Linked DNA regions of Homo sapiens: region 1 is linked to region 2. Evidence: chromatin loops called from intact Hi-C (ENCODE). Cell type or tissue: breast epithelium. All regions are shown on one strand. Each heading gives the region's core, and the rest is flanking DNA. Links, peaks and the distances in the headings are about the cores only. Region 1 overlaps DNAAF9 (dynein axonemal assembly factor 9). Region 2 overlaps DNAAF9 (dynein axonemal assembly factor 9).

The links. A loop is a pair of places that touch in the nucleus more often than their neighbours do. Peaks named below come from ENCODE experiments on the same cell type or tissue, not always from the same donor. Only the 100,000 strongest peaks of a DNase experiment are listed, where the experiment ranks them.
Region 1: it touches region 2 in a loop (22-fold over the local background); 1 of 110 quality-filtered maps calls a loop at or near these places.

What each region holds. Positions count from the first base shown.
Region 1 is chr20:3,344,355-3,353,016 of GRCh38, forward strand. It overlaps DNAAF9 (dynein axonemal assembly factor 9), which reads right to left. Exons shown (of 37, transcript NM_001009984.3): 8 at 4,171-4,269. Among named protein-coding and RNA genes, the nearest start is that of DNAAF9, 59 kb to the right of the region's middle. In breast epithelium, for the core only: no CTCF peak of the experiment used is centred there; no DNase peak of the experiment used is centred there.
Region 2 is chr20:3,278,974-3,287,635 of GRCh38, forward strand. It overlaps DNAAF9 (dynein axonemal assembly factor 9), which reads right to left. Exons shown (of 37, transcript NM_001009984.3): 27 at 8,659-8,662; 28 at 2,668-2,793. Among named protein-coding and RNA genes, the nearest start is that of SLC4A11, 44 kb to the left of the region's middle. In breast epithelium, for the core only: no CTCF peak of the experiment used is centred there; a DNase peak (open chromatin) is centred at 3,858.

The DNA of each region.
Region 1 (8,662 bases), core at 2,582-6,581, 66 kb after region 2:
CTAAATAATATTTACTGTTTTTTTTCTGATTAATATATGTTCATTGTAGAAGACAATAAAAACCACCTATAATGTCTAAAAACTATCAACATTTTGGTAAATTTTCTTCAAATCTTTTCTCTATGGTACATCATAGATAATATATGATTGCACTAAACTTTATTAAATAGTCTTCTGTTCATGGAAATTTATATTGTTATTAATTCTTCAATATAATGGAAAAAATACACACACATACACACACACACACACACACACACACACACACACACACACACACACACACCTCATGTAGTGAACTTAATAAATTTAATCTGCAGCTCTGATGATTTCCTTAAGGCAGATCTGGAAATGAAATCATAGAATAAAAAGGCAGAACTATGTTGCCAAATTGTTTTTTAAGTTCTATCCATGTACATGTCTACCTACAATATGAGTGTGCTTGTCTCATGGTCTCCTCATAAGCACTGCCTATGAAATGGTTTCAATATATCTGCCAAGTTGAAAAATGAAAAATGGGACCTCATTGTTTGTTGTCTTCTTTTATACCCCTTGGCATTTTTAATGAAGTAGAATATTTTAGACATGTTCAGTGGCTATTTGGATTTCCCTTCATTAGTTAACAGTTTATTTACATTCTCCGGATATTTATCAATTGGAGTGTTTATTTATTTATTTATTGAGGCAGAGTTTTGCTCTTGTTGCCCAGGCTGGAGTGCAGTGGCATGATTTCAGCTTACTGCAACTTTCGCCTCCCAGGTTCAAGCAATTCTCCTGCCTTAGCCTCCCAAGTAGCTGGGATTACAGGTGTGCATCACCACAGCCGGCTAATTTTGCGTTTTTAGTAGAGACAGGGTTTCACTATGTTAGTCAGACTGGTCTTGAACTCCTGACCTCAAGTGATCCACCCCGCCTGGCTCAATTGGAGTTCTGATGTTTGTCTTACTGATGTGTAAAAACTATAGATTAACATTATACTTAAAATTTATCGTGGGCTTACCATGTGACTGTGATAGGCACTTATCATCTCAAGCAATCCTAATAACAACCTATGAGCTTCATTCTATCATTTCCTCTCTAGAGATGAGTTGACAAAGATACAAAAGTTAATTTACTTGTCCAAGGTCACAGAGCTAGTGAACTGTATAGCTGGGATTCTAACTTGGTAATGATTTGAGGGAAAAAATAAAAGTAGATCCATATCTCACAACATATTCCCACGAATTACATTTGGATTAGGGATCTAAATGTAAAAATTCAAGCCATACAAGTGCTAGAGGGTAACTTTCAATTACAGCCTTTCCCTATATAATGACTCAAAATCCAGAGGCAATGAAAGAAAAGGCAGATCAATTTACATAAAAACAAAAATGTTTGCATGGCAAGAAAAAAACCCATTATAAACAAACCAACTGACAAATATGGAAAAAGTATTTGGAGTATATACTAGAGACAAAATGCTAATAGCCCAATTATATAACAAACTCTTAAAAACCAGGGCACACGGGAGGCGGAGGTTGCAGTGAGCCGAGATCGCGCCACTGCACTCCAGCCTGGCGACAGAGCGACACTCCATCCCAAAAAAAAAGCCAGGGGACAAAAAACCCTCCTAAAACCTATGCTCTATAGTTCAGTTAATAACTGTACTAATATTAAAATGGAAAAACAATATGTAAACAAAATATAAAATGGTCATCAAACATATGAGGGAATGTTCAAACTTACTAATACAGAAATGTAAATTAAAACAATACCGATATACTATTTTTCATCTGTGAGACTGAAAATTTTTAAAGTATGACAATACATTCTATTGGTGAAGTTGTGCAGCAACAGGCATTCATATAGTGCTGGTGGGAATGCAAACTGGTACAACCCTTCTGAAGGGGACTTTGGCAATAACTAACAACATGACATATGCACTCACCTTTTGACCCAGCAATCCCATCACTAGGTACGTATATATACCTCCAACAATAGGAACATACATAAGCGCTGAGTTATTTACTATGACTCTGTTTGTAATGGCAAAATATTAGAAACAACCTCATTATGTGCACATACAAGAGGGGCTGAATAAATTAAGACAAATCCACAAAATGGAGTACTATGAATTGTAACAAAGATCCCAATGAACTGACTTGAATATGTTTACTTTGTTAAGAAAACAAAGAAAAAAAAAAGGACTGCGAGAGAGTTCCAGGATATACTGTTAAGTGGAAATGACTATATGCTACCCTTCAATGTTAGAAAGGTGAGAATATGAGAAAATGCACATGTATTTGCTCATTTGTGCAAATGAAATAGAAAAGGTAAATGAGAAACTCAAGAGGTTTGTTACCTACTGTCAATGGAGTGGGGAAAATGGGTGGAAAGAAGAAGGCAATAAGAAAAGAGTAACAGGAAACGACAGTGACACTTCTGAGTATACCTTGTGGAATCTCTTTCACTCTTAGAATCATAGTAATAGAAGAAGAAAAAAGAACTCCCCAAACTGAAAAGGATAGACCACTGGAACAACTTCAAGTGGTCTAATGTAGAAGCAAATGGAGTCCCTCAAGGAAAGAAGAGAGGTTTGGAAAAGAAAAAACATTTGAAGAGTTAACAGCGAAACACTTTCCAAACTTAAAGGAAACTATAAATCTACAGACCTAGGAAGCTCAACAAAATCCAAGCACAAGAAACATGAAGAAAACTACAGCAAGACATACCATAATCAAACTACTCAAAATCAGTAATAAAGAGAAAATCTTAAAAGCTGCCAGAGGGGGAAAAAAAAAGGCCTGCTTATATTCAGAGATTAGAATAAAAGACTATGCTATGTACAAAGATTAGGATGAAGGACTTCTCATCAGAAATAATGCAAGCAAGAAGACACTGAAGCAAGATCTTTCAAGTATCAAAAGGTAAAAATTGTCAATCTAGAATCTAGACATGGCAAAAATATATTTCAAAAATGAAGGCGAAATAAAGATTTTTTTTCCAGACACTCAAAAGCTGCAAGAATTTATCATCAGAAGATTAATACCACAAAAAAATATTAAAGACCAACCTTCAAGGAGAAGGATGCCAAGGGGAAGTCTGGGTCTACACAAAGGAATGAAGAGCACCAGAGAGAGCAACAACATGGGCAAATATATTACACTTGACCTTAGCCAAAAGGCTGAGAAGCGATACACTGGCAAATATATAAGACTTTTTCCCTATTATTTAAATCTTTAAGAAAGGTAATTGATTGTTTAAGGAAACATAAGAGCATTGTATTGTGGAGTTTATAAAATATGTAAAGGTAGCCGGATGCGATGGCTCACGCCTGTAATCTCAGCACTTTGGGGGGCTGAGGCGGGCGATTGAGATCAGGAGTTCGAGACCAGCCTGGTCAACATGGTAAAACCCATCTCTACTAAAAATACAAAAATTAGCTGGGCATGGTGGTGTGTGCCAGTAATCCCAGCTACTTGGGAGGCTGAGGCAGGAGAATTGCTTGAACCCTGGAGGAAGAGGTTGCAGTGCACCGAGATCATGCCACTGCACTCCAGCCTGGGCGACAGAGTGAGACTCCATTTCAAAGGTAAAATGCGTAACAACAAAGATCAATTCCAGCTCCATACCATCAGCAGGAGGGCTTGCTCTGAGCCACAGGGGAGCACAGCAGAGTTGAGGGCTGCAGTGAGTGCCCAAGAAGGCTAGAATGCTAGCTTAGAAGGATTCCTTGGATCCTTCCTGCTGATTAGTTTTTGAGGCTGTCCTGTGTCTTGGTTGTCAATCTAGATACTTCAGGTTTACTCATGAGCCTGGTAACTGCTGACTAGCGTCATCTGCTTGGAAAGACATCTTGGCATTCATTATCTGGAGGTTATACTGACAAAGGTGTGCTACTCACATGTGGATAATTATTCCTACGTCTATTAACTGGTGCCCAGTAGAATTCCTGGCACCACCACACTGCAAAGCAAAAATCCTTCTAATGGAGAAGCTGGCACAAAATAAAAGACAACTTTTTATAAAGGGTTGGCATGGGGGGGAACTACTTTATGGTATACAACACAGCTTAAAGAAATGACAAATTAGAATTGATAGTGTTGTATTTTGAAAAAAATTTAATAAAAAATTAAAACAATAAATAAATTAACCATTTTATTCTTCCTCTTTGACCCTTCCCTTACATACCTCACCCGCCTGAGATTCTGAAAGTTCTAGCAGGAAAGGAATTTCTGTGTCAAAATTAGCGAAGAAGCTAGTCCACTGATGTTCAAAAGCCACCAAATCCTGGGAAAAAAAGGAAAAAGATAACGTGTTTGGTCATATAAAGGAGGTATTTTAGAAAACGAGAATTATGAAACTGTAACTTATCTCAAAACACCAGACCATTTATATATGTTATTTTACAAGGTAGTAGCAAACTACTAGTACATGCTACTCCTATGGATGAATCTCAAAAACATTATACCAAATGAAAAAGCTGGATGTAGAAAACCACCTGATATGTGGTCCAGTCATATGAAATATCCAGAAAAAGCAAATCTGTAGAGGCAAAAAGTAGACTAGTGGTTGCCTGGGGTTGGGATGGAGACTGACTGCAAGTGGGCACAAGGGAACTTTCTGGGCGATGAAAATGTTCTCTGTAAATTCACTAAAAATCGTTGAGTTGTACACTTAAAATGGATGAATATTATGGTACATAAATTATACTCCAAATAAAGCCATTTAAAAGGATAGCTAGGAGCAGTGGTTCACATCTGTAACTCCGGAACTTTGGGAGGCCCAGGTGGGAGAATCACATGAGCCCCAGGACTTCCAGACCAGCTTGGGCAACATGATGAGACCTCGTCTCTACCAAAAAAAAAAACAAAAAAAAAAAAAACACCATGAAAAAAACGAGCTGAGCTTGGTGGTGCGCACCTGTTGTCCCAGCTACTCAGGAGGCTGAGGCGGGAGGATTGCTTGAGCCCAAGAGGTCCAAGTTGGAGTGAACTGGGATTGTGCTGCTACACTACAGCCTGGGTGACAGAACGAGACTCTGTCTGAAAAATGAATGAATGGACAGTAATGATCCTTAAGCACCTTATTTTAGCAACCCTGTTGGGAGGAATTTATTTACAGGGCACCTAAAGGATGGTACCATGTCCAGTGCCAAAAGGGTCACATCTGAGCAGCTTTGTTGAAGGACTGGTTGACTTTAGTTAAAGGGAAGGGTGGCACAGAGCCCTCTCCTTCCTTATGCCCTCTTTCTAGTAGCCACATGAGCACTGAGAAACTGCACCCTTCTTAGCTGACTCTCCTCTACATACAGCCTCCATTCCCCATCCCAGCTGCTTTTTAGCATCCTTTCTGAACTCATTCTTATTCTCAAGCACTACAAATTGCTTTTTGCTATGGGCTTTTCTTGAAGGTTATCATCAATTAACAAAAAAACCCCACCAATTAGGACTTGCTTAAGATACTCCTCAAGTATTATCCTTGTCCTTATTTTGAAGTTGCTAATAATTTGTACTCAAATTGGACAGTCATCTTCCCTGTCCATTTTACACCATGGAAGGGTATGTATGTTAGTCGCCCAGTCTAGTGCCTTGCTCATAGCAGGCATTCTGTTTGCTGCACCAAAACTCACTGGCCAGATCTACGCCCTCCTCCTCTCAAGGATACACAAGTACTCAGACCTCTGTGCTAGCCAAGTACTGACTCTACTTCTGGCCCTAGACATAAAGCACAAGGCAACACTGCTGGGAAGACAATGTAAACATTGTCTACTTGCTGCCCAGACTATCAGACACACAGACACACAGACACACAGACACACAGACACACACACACACACACACACACACACACACACAAATTCTGGCCAGGTATGGTGGCTCATGCCTGCAATCCCAGCACTTTGGGAGGCTGAGGGGGAGGATCATTTGGGCCCAGGAGTTCGAGATCAGCCTGGGCAACATAGTGACACCCCATCTCTACCAAAAAAATTCCTTTTAGTCATCATGTAGGTGACAGTGCTGATAGTGTTTTCTGAGTATGTTTTATATATAACGTAGGATAAAACAAAAAAAAATGTGTGTGTGTATACAGGTATCTTATCTATCTATCTATATATACATACATACACATATTAGGAGGAGGGAGACAGAGAGAGAGAAAGAGACAGAAAATATTTCCTAGCTCTATCTACTGAAGAGATTTAGAAACAATGGCCAAACCAGCAGCAATGAGTACTTCTAGCACTCAGATTGTGGTGCTGAAATACCACTTCTCATTCAAAGAAACCAGAACATTTTAGAGAACTGACTGAGAGTGGGTCTCAGACAGGAAATGTAAAGATAAGGCTGGGATATCTTAACATAGTAGCTGGCAAGGAAGTTATCAAGGACTATTAGTATTCTGTTAAAATAAGATTCTGTTAAATTGTGAAACAACTTGAAGGGAGTTCATTATCCAAAGATAGAAAAATTTGAGCGTCACTGAAGATGGTAGTAATTACAATGGATATAAACACATCAAATATGTTTAAATCTATGAGTTCAAAATACAATATACATATATACAATATATTTATGTATATATATACAATTGGAGTAACACCATTGTGCAATGGTGAATTGAGGATCTAATTAATGAATTAAGGATCTAGGGATTACACATCCATTGCTGTTCACAAAACAAAAAGAGAACCAATTAGACATTATGTGCTTCTTGATAAAGAATATAACACCCTGTAGGAAGTAGTCTTTTCTCCAAAAATCAACCCTGAAACTGATTAAACCTCTAGATTCAATTACCAATGATCAGGATAAACAGGAGACAGGGGAAAATGTTAAACTACATCATGGGAATACAATTAAGAAAATTTCAACTGGGGCAGGTGCAGTGGCTCATGCCTGTAATCCCAGCACTCTGGGAGGCTAAGGCAGGCCTTAGCACCTTACTAAGACCAGCCTGGCCAAAGTGGAGAAACCCCGTCTCTACTAAAAATACAAAAATTAGCCAGCCATAGTGGCATGCACCTGTAATCCCAGCTACTGGAGAGGCTGAGGCAGGAGAATCACTTGAACCTAGGAGGTGGAGGCTGGAGTGAGCCAAGATCATGCCACTGCACTCCAGCCTGGACAACAAGAGTGAGACTCCATCTCAAAAAAAAAAAAAAATTTCAACTGATGGCAACTATAAGACAAATGATCTGGTTTCTTCAACAGACAGCTAGGGGGCAGGGGGACAAAGAGATAGAGAAAACCTACAGATTAAAAGAAACCGAAAACACACACATGCATACAGGGCAGGCAAACAAAACTAACCTATGTTTATAAAATCACATTTGGATGATAAAATTGCAAAGAAAAGTAAGGAGATGACTACCATAGAATTCACGATAGTGTTATTCTTGTGGGAAGAGGAAGGAGGTAATGGAGGTTCTGTTGCTTTGCTTTACAATAAGTTATTAGATTGTACATCAGTTTTATGCTATTTTCTGAGTTTGTGTTATTTTATTTATTTATTTATTTATTTATTTATTTTGAGACAAAGTCTTGCTCTGTCACCCAGGCGTGATCTCAGTGGCATGATCTCAGCTAAATTTTTTGTATTTTTAGTAGATATGGGGTTCCACCATGTTGGCCAGGCTGGTCTCAAACTCCTGACCTCAAGTGATCTGTCCGCCTTGGCCTCCCAAAGTGCTGGGATTACAGGTGTGAGCCACTACACCTGGCCATCTATGTTATTTTAATAATGAAAAGTCTTTAAAAGCAAATGCATAAGTATTATTTGTTCATTACAGAAAACAGAATAAGAATCACTGTAAACACTTTGGGAAATGTTCTCTCAACTTATTTTTACATAGTATTTTGTATATAGAAATGCGCATGTACTTGTAACTGGTAATCTGCAGGGTCCTGGGTTAGAATGCTTTGCCATACCACCTCTGTGCCTCGGCCCGATAAACCAATCCTTTTGGGTCTGGGTTTCTGACTCCCTGCTATCAGGTCCAATCAGTGCCCCTGTATCCTGGGCCCAGGGCAATCTTTCCACTTTGGCACTGGGTTATCCCCTTCTGGACTCTGGAGATAAATACACTTCTAGCGCTGCCAACTAACACTTTAACCACAGACCTTCAATGTCTGTCTGACCTCTCTGGTCCCAGATCTACTCTCCTTTTCCAGTTGGCTGTCATTCACATTCCAGCAGTTAAAGAACGTTTCAATTCAGAAAAACCTGTGCTTGAATCTCTGCGTCTTACTGGCTGTGTGACCCTGGGCAAGCAACTTAACCTGAGCTTCAAATGCCTTATATAGCTGGGATGACTACTATCTACCTTGCAGAGATATTACAGGAATTAAGTGAAATAACCTGTATCAAGTGCTTATTATCAGACCTTGCACACTAGGTATCTTCAGTACTGCCTCTACTGCAGGTCGGCCCAAGGCTGGCTGTGAGAAAGATGGTAATTGCAATGGATATCAACACATCAAATATGTTTAAATCTATGAGTTCAAAATATTTATATATATATATATATGCATAAATATATATTTACATGTTATATATATATGTAAATTCCATATGAAATAATTCTATATGAAATGTTATTTTATGTATATTATCCTTTTAAATCTTCCTGACATCTTTGTTACTTCTCTATGCCCACTTTACAGAAGAGACTGAGGCACCA
Region 2 (8,662 bases), core at 1,947-5,946:
TTTAAAAACCATTCACCTCAGAGTTGTCACTGATTATTTCCCATACAAATAGGAGTACCACTGACAAGCAAATTGACTCACATGATGAGGCAGGTGGCAGCAGCACTGAGCACTAAGGATAGCCATGGGACTTTACAGCTTTCCGTCAAAGCTCCCCACACCAGGAGCCCCACAGAAGTCCCTACATGGCCAATTCTAAGTGGAATGCTGAAGGAGGGATACTGGGGACAGGACCAGCTCTTTGGTCTATGGGAGATGGAGAAAGAGCTGGTCTTTTTTGAAAGACATATGTTTTTGAGTAAAGTGGATATTTCAAGGGAAAATAAGAATTACACTCATCTAACTCTACCAGGGGCCTTTAATACCAAAGCTGCCATGCTTCTCTTTATGTACATGCTATAACCTCAATTCTCCTTTAATCTCATTCTTAACTCAAAAGGTGAATGAAAAGCAGGAAACTGACCATCTGAATTACAAGTGAAGCAAGAGGTGGGGGTGACTGATCCAAAGTGTGAGTTACTTAACAACTGTAGCACTGCAGTAGGCTCCAGAGAAAAACTCATATTCTCACAGGACTTCAGAACTCCTAAAACATCATAAGGCCTGTCTCAAGGAAGAAAGCTAACACTAATGGGGATAGCTGCCTTTTATGGAGTTCCTCCTGTGGGCAAGGCACTGTGCAGGCAGTTCACAAACATGATCTTGCTCTGTCGTCCTGTCTGCTCTGTGCCTCAGGTATCTAACAGATGAAAGGCATGGGTTTAGGACGGCTAAACACACTAAGCTTGCCCAGTGTCTCACAGGCAGCTGGGAGGCAGCAGGGCTAAGGCAGGGACCCAGGTCTGTTTGGCACCACAGAGGTCCTGTGTTTTCTTCCCTGGCAATTGGGATGCTAGCTGAAGCCACTCTTCTGAATGGCTGCTGGTCTAGCTGGCAGTTATTAATGATGTTCGCAACACTGGGGGAGTTTCTCTCCTGGAATTTCCTTGGTGGCAGCAAATCTTCATCCTTTTATTTGATTTCTGACAACAGCCAGTCACACATCATTTGAAACCAAATTTGGTAGATGAGCTGGGTGAATACCAGGTTGGGCTGTGAATCCTGTTCCCTTACCTGACTCCCTCATAGTTTCTGAAGAATTCCAAGGAGGAAAACCCATGTGCTATAAGCAGGGTCAAAGGGGCTGGAACAAGGGAAGATACAGCCACACCAGAGTCTCCCAAGAATAGAACTCACTGACTTCACTGTGCTCACAGTCCACAGAAGGCTGCCACACAGTAAGCATTCTTTTACTTACTTTAAAGTTTTACTTAAAAAAATTTAAACAGCCTGTAATCCCAGCACTTTTGGAGGCTGAGATGGGCAGATCACCTGACGTTGGAAGTTCGAGACCAGCCTGACCAACACAGAGAAACCCCGTCTCTACTAAAAATACAAAAAAATTAGCCGGGCATGGTGGTGCATGCCTGTAATCCCAGCTACTCGGGAGGCTGAGGCAAGAAAATCGCTTGAACCTGGGAGGCGGAGGTTGCAGTGAGCTGGGATCATGCCACTGCACTCCAACCTGGGCAACAAGAGCAAAACTCCATCTCAAAGAAAAAAAAAAAAATTTAAACAATGGAGCAACTGTTCAGTTGGTGAAGGAAGTCAACTCCTTTTTTTGAGATAGCGTCTCACTGTTGCCCAGGTTGGAGTGCAGTAGCATGAACACAGCTCACTGCAGCCTCAACCTCTTGGGCTCAAGCAATCCTCCAGCCTCAGCCTCCCAAGTAGCTGGGACTACAGGTGCTCACTACCACACCTGGTTAATTTATTTTTTTGGCAGAGACAGGGTCTCACTATGCTACCCAGGCTGCTCTTGAACTCCGGGGCTCAAGCATCCTCCAACCTTCCATCTTCCAAGTGTGCTGAGATTACAGGCATGAGCCACTGTGCCCTGCCTGATTTTGTTACTTAAATTCTTATATTCCATAATCATGTTCACCCAATTTTAGCCTTATTTCTATATTTAAATAGATTATATACTCAACTTCAGTCCTTTTACGCCTTATTAAAAAAATTTTTTTTTTGAGACAGAGTCTTGCTTGCTCTGTCACCCAGGCTGGGGTGCAGTGGCACGATCGCAGCTCACTGCAACCTCCACCTCCCGGGTTCAAGCGATTTTCGTGCCTCAGCCTCCTGAGTAGCTGGGATTACAAGTGTGCACCACCACTCCTGGTTAATTTTTGTATTTTTAGTAGAAATGGGATTTTGTCATGTTGGCCAGGCTGGTCTCGAACTCCTGTCCTCAAGTGATCTGCCTGCCTTGGCCTCCCAAAGTGCTGGGATTACAGGCATGAGCCACCGCACCTGGCCTTAAATTATTTTTTAACAATATTTAGTACACACATGTTGGAGCACCCATTTATTTAGCAGGTATTTCATAAGTCCTTACTATGTACTATTAAACAGAAATAGTTCTCCCTCACAAAAGCTAAGCTTGTCTTCCATAATTCCTCTCTCTTCTTTGGCTATAAGTCCAAAGGGGTCTATTGAGGACCTAGCACTAATAAAAGAACAGCATTTACTACATACAAGGTGACTAATGCATTCCAAAAGATCTGTCTTCTTCTGGTGGGTGGAAACAAATCACTTTCAGTACACTTACACACCATATCCTGTATCTACCTGTGCTCCATGTAGCAGCTCATGGGCTCCACACATGCTGTGATGGCACCAATGGTGAAGGAGGCCTTGACATTTGAGTCTGGGTGGGTCTGCAGGGCCTGGACAACATCAATAACATCTGTGTAGCTGGGGAAGGTAAAAAAGGAATGATTAGTTCACTGACTGGCATTGCAAAGTGGAGGAAGAGGGGAATCCCGAATGGCTGATTGAACAAGGATGGAAAGAAAACCAAAAGGAAGAGCCCGCAATCTGGTCCCTTGGTGTCACTCCACTTCATGACATGCAGCCCCTGGAAGCTACAGTGTTTCTACATTCCCAAGTTCCATTAGTCCTCATAACTGGGCAAGAGTGAGGGAAGAACCACCCTGCTCTGGAGGTAAAAGGAAGCCTGCAGGCGATCCTGGAGCTCTGAGGGTGGGACCTAGTGTCCTTAGGCCTGTTTTCTAATCAAGTTAGGAGCTCCTGCCACTTGCTTATTTTCTTTAGTAGCTCCTTTCTCTCCTTCCCACTTCTCAGAACACACAGGCAAGAGAGTGCGTCCGGACCCATCCAGGTCAGCAGACTCATCCATGTCAAATACAGCTCACATTGGTATCTCCTGCCTGGAACTCTCTCCAAACTCCAAACTCCTTGTCCTTTTCAGCAGATGGACTCTACTCTTTCAGATGCTAGGCTCAAATATATTTTTTTTGGTCTCCTTTGACTCCATTTTTTTCTGTCTTCAAAATATAACTAGAAGAGATCACTGCTTACACCCCCAAGCTCCCACTGGGTCCAAACTGTTATAATCTCTTGCTTAGATCACCCCAACAGCCTCCCAGCTGTCACTGCTTCTGTCCTTGCCTCTCTCTGATCTGTTTTCAACACAGATGCCAGAGAGATATGCTAAACCCAGAGTCAGATCATGTCATTTCTCTGCTCAAAACCCGCTGGTGGCTTCCATCTCACTCTGTGTGAAAGCCAAAGCCCTTACAATGTCCCAGGCAGCCCTCTATGATCTGACCCCCTATGGAGCAGCAAAGAATTTCATCTACTATCACTTCCCTTGCCCTAATCCAGCTACTTTGGTCTCCTGGCTCTTTTCTGAACATGCCAGGCATACTTCTACCTCTGCATTCTTTGCCCCCCTGCCTGGAATGTTCTTTTCCTCAGGTATCTGCATGGGTGGTTCTCTCTCCCTTCAGGTCTCTGCTCAGGCGGCATCTTACGGACAGGCATCCTCTGACTTCATACACCCTGTGTGATCAAGCAACCCTCGCTTCTTGGCATTCCCTACCTCCTCCTCCAAGTTTCTTCAAAGCCCCAATCGGCAGCTATTTATACCCTATTTTCTCATTTATTTGTTTACTGTCTCCATAATAAGAATGTCAGGTGGTTGTTGAGTACTGTAATCTCTGCTGCCTAAAGCAGGGTAGGTGAATAAACTGGATGTTCAACCCTGAGCAGGCCCCTGGCCACTTCAAGAGGGGACCTAGCCTCTTCACCTTGTAGAGGAGAACTCTTTCCTGATTGATCCGGCCTATCACCAAAAGGTTTGTTCCTATGGAAATAAGTCAAACCTAACAGGCAGCTTTTCTGATCAGATGGGCCTGGTTTAGCCTGAGCCCTTTGGAAGCCAGTGGTGGTGGTATGGACAGGTACAGCCTGCTTGAGTTGTTCTTGAGTTCCTACGAACAACTCATCTGTAAAAAGGCCCTTGGCTTTATCCCCAGACTGCAATACTCCACCCCACCCCAGGTTCTCCTGAGTCCTGATCAGCTGGCAGTGCTTCAGTAGAGAACGGGGTTTACTAGGTTCTAAGAGTTCCCCCAGGGGGGCCTGACAGCCCTCTGCTCACAGCCTTCTCTTCTTCAGGGATTCTCCCCCTGCCTGGGCATGTATGTATGACCACACGCGGCTCTTTCCACTGAGTGCCTGGCTGGGCCTGGATGCCAGGAGAGTCCCACCCACAACACGCACTGCCAGGCCCATAGAGAAGCACGCCTGGTAAGCAGGGCTGGCGTGTGCATGCTGTTCTGCATCCCTCTGTGGTGGTGTTTAATGGAGTTAATGGATTTAACTCTTACAGTTAATGTGAAACATGTGCTCACTCAGATTGTAGGCTTAAATTGCAAACATAAAACAGCCTACAGGAGACTTCAGTGTAAGCAGTAGAGACTCATTTCTTAGGGGAGCAAAGGACAACGGAAAAGGATTCACAAGTCATGCTTGAGGAGTCATTTTAATATAACAGGATTTCCCTTAGAGAGAGTGCCTGGGGAATTTCTAGGTTTTCAGAGCATTTCATTAATTTCCATTGACTTTAATGGAAAAAGGTTAGAGTAAAAAACAGGCCCCTGTCTCCTTGATGAGGCCTATACATCTGGGCACTGCCTCAAGAGAGAAGGCCCCAGGCCATTCACTCTATCCATTAGGGGAATCCCTGTTAGAACCTCCCTCCCTCCCCAGCCCCATAATCATCCTGGGTGAGGCCTCCAGACAGAAAGAGCACCCCCTACCCAGAAGGAAGCACCACGCTCAAGTTACTAGAGTCTTTTTTTTTTTTTTTTTTTTTTTTTGAGACAGAGTCTTGCTCTGTTGCCCAGGCTGGAGTGCAGTGGCAGGGTCACAGCTCACAGTAAACTCTGCCTCCCAGGCTCAAGCGATCCTCCTGCCTCAGCCTCCTGAGTAGCTGTGACCACAGGTGTGCACCACCACACCCAGCTAATTTTTTGTATTTTTGGTAGAGACAGGGTTTCCTCATGTTGCTCAGGCTGCTCTCAAACTCCTGAGCTCAAGTGATTCACCCACCTTGGCCTCCCAAAGTGCTGGGATTACATGTGTGAGCCATGGTGGCCAGGCTACAGCTTGTACCGGACCACTCTGGCTAAACTGACCCAACTGTATGACGAAGGCAAAAAACTGTCTCTTCACGTTTGCTTTCTGTCAGTATTTTCTTTATTAAAAATAAAAACTAAACAAAAACCCAGCAGGACCTTAACTTTCTTTTCTCTGAAACAACAGATAATCTATTCAAGTCTCCTTTGGGCTCAGTTTTATGTTTGCAATTTAAGCCTACAATCTGAGTGTGCACAAGTTTTTACATTAATTTCAAATTTTGTTTTTAATGCAGATAATTTTAAAGAATGATTTTATAATATTCCAGAGTATAAATACAGCCCCTCAAATTCTCTAAAATTAATTTTTTAAAATTCAGATTTTTCCAGTTTTACTTATATTTGTGTGTGTGTATGTGTGTGTGTGTGTATTAAGTTCTATTCAATTTTACCACCTGTGTAGGTTCTTATATCCATCACCATGGTCAGGATACTAAACAGTTCCAACACACAAGGATCCCTTGTGTTGCCCTTTTATAAACATGCCCACCTCCCTCCTGCCCTCCACTCCCATTCTGACCTCTGTCAATCACTAATCTGTCCTCCATTTCTAAAACTTTGTCATTTTAAAATACATAAATTCAATTTTTAAAACAACAACTAACAGCTCCACTTGATGTCAAAGTTCAATTCTATTGCCCCACCGCTTCACTAAATTGAGTGGCATCAGGCCACTCTAGGGGCTAAAGAAATCTCTGTCCTATATTACATGTTTCCCCAAAGAATGCTATAAATGAAAATAAAGCCAAGCCAGGCATGGTGGCTCACACCCATACTCCCACCACTTTGGGAGGCTGAGGTGGGAAGATTGGTTAAGCTCAGGAGTTCGAGACCAGCCTGGGCAACATAGGGAGACCCATCTCTAAAAACAAAGGCCAGGAACTGGGCGCGGTGGCTCACACCTGTAATCCCAGCACTCTGGGAGGCCAAGGCAGGCGGATCACTTGAGGTCAGGAGTTCAAGACCAGCCTAACCAAGATGGTGAAACCCCATTTCTACTAAAAATACAAAAATTAGCCAGGCGTGGTGGTGAGCACCTGTAATCCCAGCTACTTGGGAGGCTGAGGCACGAGAATTGCTTGAACCCAGGAGGCGGAGGTTGCAGTGAGCCGAGATTGCACCATTGCACTCCAGCCTGGACGACAGAGTGAGACTCTGTCTCATTAAAAAAAAAAAAAAGGGCCAGGAGCGGTGGCTCATGCCTGTAATTGCAGCACTTTGGGAGGCTGAGGTGGGCGGATCACCTGAGGTCAGGAGTTCGAGACCAGTCTGGCCAACATAGTGAAATCTGATCTCTACTAAAAAATACAAAAATTACTCGGGTGTGGTGGCGTGTGCCTGCAATCCCAGCTACTTGGGAGGCTGAAGTGGGAGTATTGCTTGAACTCGGGAGGTGGAGGTTGCAGTGAGCTGAGATTGCACCACTGCACTCCAGCCTGGGCAACAGAGCAAGACTCCGTTTCAAAAAAAAAAAAGAAAAAGAAAAAAAGAAAATAAAGCCATATTCAAGGAATACAATTCTTAATATGAGAAGCATCTGGGATCTCCCATCACCAACAACCTAAATAATGGGCATGAAGGCCCAGCCCCAAGATGATGGACATGCTATAAAGGAGGGTGCTACATGGGCCCAGCTGGTAAGAACAGCGTCTTAGTGAAGAGCCACAGCATTTAGCTAGTATTCTGACTGGAGTCCTCCAGGAAATTGACTAGAGGTCCCCATATCCTGGGGCTGTGATGGGACAAAGGCTGGGTTTACAGTATAAGAGTGGTCTGGTCACACTGTCACTGTAGTCCAGAAGCAGCTAGAAAAGCTGACACTTTTGCAGAATTGTAAAGTCAGAGACAAAAAATCAGTGATGCTCTCCGAAGTGATGGAAGATGGAAATGACCTCAACTGCACATTGTCAAGCTGCTGAATTCACCTCCAGGTCCACACCCTCGGTGACTCTCAACTGGTGGGGGCAGGCAGTAAAGGAGGTGGGCCAACCCATTCCTTTGACCAGTAGAAACAATGAAAAACCAGAAGAAAACAAGTGGTTTCAAGCCCAGACTCTTCCTCTGGTTTCTAGGACCTTGCCCACAAGCAGGACAAAAGGGCTGACAGAAGGTAAGCTGGAGGCAAGGTATGAGAACAAGGCTCGAAAGGGAAAGATGGCCTGCTAGGGTACACCGTCCCACCTGCCTCCTTCCTCAGTACCACTCTCCCAGCTTTGCTCCAATTCCCATCATCACAGCCAGGACACCAAAGGGGCTTTGGATTGGGACCCATTCTTTACTGGAAACAACTAGCCAATTGCAAACACTAACATAGCACAAAAGCACTTTGTAAGAACTACCAAAAGCTTCTTTATTACCACCAACCATAACAACATTAGTGAAAAGCATGGCTCCTGTTTTCCTGACTGCGCATTCCCCTCTGAGCCTGGAGTGGTGATGGGTCTGTGAGGGGCTCCTCCCTGAAAGGCCTTAGAACAGGTCAAAAGAAACTCCTTTCAGCCAGGGTCCCCTGGAGCAGTGGTACAAGCTCTGTCAAACCTGCCCTCCCGTGTTGCACACTCAAAATAATCATGCTTACAGAGACTTCATGAGCTAGTCAGCCTATAATCATAGTTCTGCACACAGCCATGAAAGGGGAGCTTCTTACCCAATATGAATATTCCCACTCCTCACTGAAGGTCCCAGGAAACTCTCCTGGGCCACAATCCAGGGCATGGTGAAGCTGGAGACTGCAGAGTATGAGGGTCATCTCTGCAATTCCACAAGAGGGAGGACTGAAACAGATGAAGCTCCCTTATTTAGATGATGAATGAAGACTTAGGGACCACTACTGCTGCAAAAATTCCCAATGAATCTTGCCAGGTTCCCTAATTCCCCACCTTGTGGGGATATGATGATGTTAAATCCAAACTTAAAACTTGTGTGCAAGCTATACTAGCCTATAGGCCATAGGATGGCAATAGGGTCATTGCTCGCTTAAGGCTTCTCTGTAGCGCAGACACTGCTCATGCATGTAGAGTCTGTTCTGTGCTCCAGGTTTGTTACACATAAAATAAGAGTAATGGCAAGGTCATCACCCTGATTCGACTGTTTCCAGGAGACTTCCAATGCTCACCCTT